Linked DNA regions of Mus musculus: region 1 is linked to region 2. The links are chromatin contacts, found by Hi-C or POLR2A ChIA-PET in ENCODE. All regions are on one chromosome and are shown on one strand. Each heading gives the region's core, a stretch centred on a gene start or an enhancer-like site at or near the end of the contact. The rest is flanking DNA. Distances are from core to core; before and after follow the strand shown.

Region 1 (2,891 bases), core at 67-2,566, 84 kb after region 2:
ACATTCACCCACACACACGCAAAAACGTACATTGCACACACAAGGAAATGGTAGAGGAAAGAAAAAAATGGAGGTTTGTGAGAGGCGGTTTAGAGGAAGATGATAGAATTTGAAGTGGTATGCTACATAATAGGCTGCCTGGTTGTCTGGAGAGGAATTATTTTTTAAAAAGGAAAAGAAAAGGAAAAAAAAAAGAAAAAAGAAACTGGAGAATTCCCCTCGAATCTGAAGGATCGCAAACAGTGAGTTAGTGGATAGTTCCTTCGAAGTAGTCTCAGTCTGGAGACTGGATCAGAGAACTTTATATCCTGAACTGTTGGAGAAAATAATGGAGCATTCAACCTACAGTTATTGGAGCTTTGCAGCCACGTGTGGTCAGGAAGAGTCTGTGAGTCAAAGAGTCCTACCAAGGCCATTGCTACTACCCTAAAGTGCCTAGATACACAAGATTGCTCTAGGGAGGGATAATAAAGGCTTCAAACACCACCTGGCTCAAATACCATTCCCTAAAACGCAAGTAATAATCAGGAATCCTGGACAGAATAGAGCGGGATGCGGAGTTCTGAGACACAAAAAGTCATCTTCCAATGAAAAAATGAAAGACGGGGAAGCAATAAAGTATGCCTAATAAGCTAGTGGAAAATCAGGTTTGACTGGGATGAGAATTCACAAACTTAGCATTTCAAAAGCGCGGGGAAGAGCTTTTCCCTTTGTATAAATAGCGGTAAATGCCTTCTTGGTTCAACGTGTGTTACTGAGCTGTCACAACAATTCTGAAAGGTACCTATAATATTCGCGGTGTCAAAGATTTTCATAGGTAACAGAAACAGTAGCCTAATCCTAGCTCTAACTCTTTGTCTAGCTATGAATCAGGTTCATAGCCAGCAAGAGCAGCAGTCTGCCATTTCATTTCCCGTCTATAATCATATTGCCTTCCATGAAAAACCACATGAGGAAACAAAAGACTCAAGGGATTTTGCATAACTTGCTCCATATCAAACGCTAAGATATCACTGTGTCCAGCAGATGGCAACCCAGAACACGGCCAACAGCAGGCGCAGGATAAGGCGCTGAACTACATACCCACAATGCTGTGCGGAGACTCAAAGTCCCGAACTCCTGTTTGGCTGTCTAAGGTGATGCCTGTGCGCACCGCTGAGGGATTGTGTGTACTGAAACCATATAGGTTCTCGTCCTGCCTTCAGAGCGCAAAGTTCAATTAATTCTTAAATTCCGTAATTGGTCTTTAGTTGGAGAGCTGTATGCCTGAAACAAGACTGCTCTTTTTTGGTCTCATTTACCCTAGCCGAACACGAGGGCCCTTCACCTCTGACCCAAAATGGCCGCGCCCAGAGCGTAGTTCTTTGCTTCTCCGAGGCGAGCTAAGATTAAAATCCTACATCATGTCCAAGCTAAGCCGGGCCACTCGGACCCTCAAGAAGCCCGAGGCCGGCGGCGTGATCCGGTCCATCGTGCGAGCAGGCCAAGCTATTCCTGGGCCTCCACTAGGTCCCATCTTGGGTCAGGTGCGGTGTGCGGAACCCGGCCTGGGAGACGTGGGAGAGTGCGCTGGAGCCGGGGAAGTCTCCTTTATAAACGTTGTCTCCACTATTCACACCTTCAGGCCTTATGTCCTTGTATTACTTACGGAGCCTCTTTTGACCTCAGCACCTCTGACCCCCAAGTTGGCTAGTTGCTGATTAAGTGGTACCTTGTGGACGAATTGCCTGGCACCCAAAGCTATAGAACCAGAGTAGAAGAAATATAACAACACACACCCATACCCCCGCCCCCCCCCCCCACACACACAAAGATGAAAGGACAGGGGCTCCTGGTTGGTAGAAAGCCTTCAGCTCCCATACTTAACTTTGTGTATGCGTTCCTTATAGCGAGGTGTCTCTATCAACCAGTTCTGCAAAGAGTTCAACGAGAAGACAAAGGACATCAAAGAAGGCATTCCCCTGCCTACAAAAATTTTTATAAAGGTAGAGAGACCCATTCTCCCATATATTTCCTTGGCCCTTGAAACTAGTCACTCTGGTTGCTTCTCTGACTCTTAACTTGGTTGCTACCTTCCACTTATCATTTAAACAGAAGCCTAGACCATAATTTCTCTGAACTGGCTTGATCCTGCCATATTGTGGTTCTTACCTCTCATCTCACTGGGGCTTCCAGAGGAGATTTGGGCTAGGAATAAAAATGGCAGGGATGTGTGCTGTAGATTTGTTTTTCTGTCTTTTGTGGTGTGCAAGTTGGTGGGAGAAGGAAAGGGACATTAGAAATGTCTTGGACTGGATAGAAAACCAAGAAATTCTCATGTATCTTTGTCTGTTAAGCCCGACAGGACATTTGAGCTCAAGATTGGGCAGCCCACTGTTTCTTACTTTTTGAAGGCAGCTGCTGGGATCGAGAAGGGGGCCCGGCATACAGGTAAGGACTAGAGTGGGCACCTGAGAGTCTGATGTATCCAGAGAAATGTAGTGGCACTTGAAGAATTCTTTGCTCCTTCTTCCCAGGGAAAGAGGTGGCAGGCCTGGTGAGTTTGAAGCACGTATATGAGATTGCCTGTGTCAAAGCTAAGGATGATGCTTTTGCCATGCAAGATGTGCCCCTGTCTTCTGTGGTCCGTTCCATCATTGGCTCTGCCCGTTCCCTGGGCATTCGAGTGGTGAAGGAGTGAGTATCTTGAGAGGAATCCAAGTAAGTTCTTCATTTGGGAGGAAAGCTGAGAAGGCCCATTACAGTGAGGTGGTTGGGCTTTATTTGTTCTTCTTAATTTATAGCCTATGTTAGTTATGCATATTAAGCTTCATTGTGACATTTTCATACATGTCTAGCAGATTCTAGCAGAAGGATATGGGTTGAAGCCTCATCTTGTTTGGAATATATTT
Region 2 (2,802 bases), core at 205-2,704:
GCAGCTGGAGCCAGGGGCAGGGATGACATCACCCGGGGATTGCAGGAACTCAGGGACCACAGCCATGCTTGGAGACAGGTGCAGGGGGAGGGGGAGGGGGCTGGGGGGGAGGGTGGATCATCCCAGGCCTCATTCCATTCAGCTCAGGCTTCTCACCCCCCCCCCCCCCCCCCGCAGTCAGCTCCTGTCATCTAACACAGCGGAAACGATCTGCTTGTAAATTCTGGGGTTCTCAGGTCTGCAATGCCCTCTACTTTCCTAAAAGCACGCACAATTGGCAAAAGGCAGGTTCCATGGCTTCATGGTGCTCACCCTAAGCCTGGCCTTCAGAACCCCAAAAATTCCTCAGTTCGGATGGAATCATTTTCTCTTCAGGGAACCCAGGTGTCCTGCTCCCTCCTCTTGGTAGCCAGGGGTGAAATGATCCAGGGAAGGAGGGGGCAGTGCCCTGCAAGGCTGAGCCTGGGCAATGGCTGCCCTCATGGCCCTCTTGAGCTCCCACAAAGGCGCTGCCTCAGCACAAGTGTCCATGTGGGAGCCTGGGTTAGGTTACTGGTAAGGGGAGCCGGGGCTCCCCTCCTCCTGACCTTCTGGCCTTTTCAGCAGACTCAGGGCTTCTAGACAGGGAGGGGAATCTTGGGAAAGAGTGGGGTGAGGCAAGGAACAAAGACCCTCAGATGGGGGCATTCTTTTCTTCCTCAGTACACAACAGGCTGCCTGCCTATCTGTGCCCTTTTCTGGGCCTCAATTTCCTCCATTGTCAAGCCAGTAGAGGGATCCACCCATAGCAGAAGACAGAGTAGAGGATGGGAAAGAATATGAGACAGCTGTTCTCTCCTACACCCCAAATCCACTGGTTGTGTGTCTGGCATGTTCTCCTCAGGATGGGGTCTAGGGATACTTAACTGGAGACTAAAGGAACATAACTTTCTGAGAACCCCTCACCTCCCATCCAAGAATGAGTTGGGTCTCTTGGACCTTGTCCAAAATCCACTTTCACCAACACAAGAGGGGCAGTGGGCTTAAAGTTATTGGGGAGTCACTGAGGGACTCCACGGTGTCCTTGATATCCTAAATCCCTATGAGAACTCTTCTGATCTTTGAGGACAGCATATAGCTGGTGGGCAGAGCCTGGTTTGGGGAGCTGCACTCTAGATTACAGCCAGGCTCTGACCTTGAACTGCCCAGATGCCCGAGAAGAACTGCCTGGCCTCCCAGCCTCAGTTTTTGCCTTTGGGAAATGGGTGAGCACTCACTTTCCGCTGCTGTTTCTCCCAGGCCGGGTCCAACAGCAAGTCGCGGTCCCAGTCCTCCTCCTGTTCCATGTACTCGCCGCCCCCACCGCCAGAGAAGGGCCCCTCCCCGGCCCCCAGACCCTCGGGCTGCATAACCATCATCATCTTGCTCAGGCTCTTGGCTCCGCTCTGCTTCACTGGGCGAGCTCCTGCACACTCAGGCCGGGTTAAGTAGGGCCCGGTCCAGCCCCCAGATCGGGTTCGTACTAAATATGGGGTACGTGGGTGGGGCCAGATAGGGGGCGAGGGAGGTTGGGAACTGGACCAGAGAAGAGATTGTGCTGGAGTCAAAGATTGCGGAATCGCGGGGGATGCTGGGATGACTACTGGCCTAGATAGTGGGTTCGCATTTTAGCTCTGTGGTTAACTTGCTGTGTGATCTTGGGACAGCCATGGACTTTGTTTCCTCATCTATTAAGTGGATTCCAAGTGGTGGCTGTAGGCATCCTAAAGGCTGCCCCTTGGACCTGAGTCTGTCCCTCCTAAGCATTGCGCTCGAGAAACAGACCCCTATTTCTATTTCACAGTCTGTAACAGCAAGTCAACAAGTTGTTTGGGGAGTTTTCTAGGGTGATGGAGACACCCGAGCATGGGGAAAGGCTCAGGGCCAGATGATAGGGCCAGCCAGGTCTATTAATACCGGGGCGGCTGTAGAGGAGTGTAGGGAGAATGTGCTGAGCCGGGAAACCCCGACGCCCCGGGGGCTGCAACTCAATCCTCATGGAGTGGCAGCAAGCCACACCAGGGGCGGCTACTGCAGTACGCTGGGCGGACTGCTTCTTTTTGACACCTGGGCAGCATCACCAATCAGATTTTCGAACATCTGGTCAGTTAGCCAATCACTTCTCCGTATCTGTGGCCCCTCCCTATAAGTCTGGCGCGCGCAACGCACCCCCTGCGGAGCTCCTATTGGTTGCAGGAGACGTCAGTTCGCTGCTAGGCCCTCCCCAATGCGGAAGCAGTGGGATCCCAGCGATCGGAAAGCCGGTGGGTCCGACCATGGGGGAGTCCTGGGCAGCTCGGGGCGCAGAAGGAGCGCCCGCGCGGATGCCACTGGTACTCACCGCGCTGTGGGCCGCCGTCGTGGTCCTGGAGCTGGCCTACGTGATGGTGCTGGGGCCTGGGCCACCCCCGCTGGGACCACTGGCCCGGGCCTTGCAACTGGCGCTAGCTGCTTATCAGCTGCTCAATCTGCTGGGCAACGTGGTGCTCTTCCTCCGCTCGGATCCCAGCATTCGGGGGGTGATGCTGGCTGGCCGCGGCCTGGGACAGGGCTGGGCGTGAGTGTTGGGCTCCGGGAGTCGGCGGGCAGAAGCAGGGGGTCTGGTGGTCGCTGGTACCAAGAAAGGACCCAGAACTTGAGGTGTCAGTAACCAGATGACGTTAGCATCCGGGTTGTTAGAGCCATAGAACTCCTTTAGAGCCTGGCACCCGCTACTTATTCATTCAGATATTGAGCAGCCACTGTTCCTAGGACTCAAGTGAAAACAGATGCCCGACCTCCTGG

Evidence for each region. A loop is a pair of places that touch in the nucleus more often than their neighbours do. ChIA-PET counts read pairs that join two places held with the same protein, here RNA polymerase II (POLR2A).
Region 1: a map of regulatory T cell shows a loop between it and region 2 (2.4-fold over the local background). The contact joins the promoter of Mrpl11 here to the promoter of Actn3 in region 2. A Hi-C loop is called at or near these places in 1 of 37 maps with a recorded cell type or tissue (regulatory T cell). POLR2A ChIA-PET finds 5 or more read pairs at or near these places in 2 of 5 experiments (both embryonic stem cell).

What each region holds. Positions count from the first base shown.
Region 1 is chr19:4,960,990-4,963,880 of GRCm38, forward strand. It overlaps Mrpl11 (mitochondrial ribosomal protein L11), which reads left to right and starts at 1,317. Exons shown (of 5, transcript NM_025553.4): 1 at 1,317-1,526; 2 at 1,890-1,985; 3 at 2,337-2,430; 4 at 2,517-2,676. The coding sequence starts at 1,404.
Region 2 is chr19:4,876,455-4,879,256 of GRCm38, forward strand. It overlaps Actn3 (actinin alpha 3), which reads right to left and starts at 1,455. Exons shown (of 21, transcript NM_013456.2): 1 at 1,257-1,455. The coding sequence starts at 1,400. Zdhhc24 (zinc finger, DHHC domain containing 24) reads left to right here and starts at 2,214. Exons shown (of 3, transcript NM_027476.3): 1 at 2,214-2,575. The coding sequence starts at 2,295.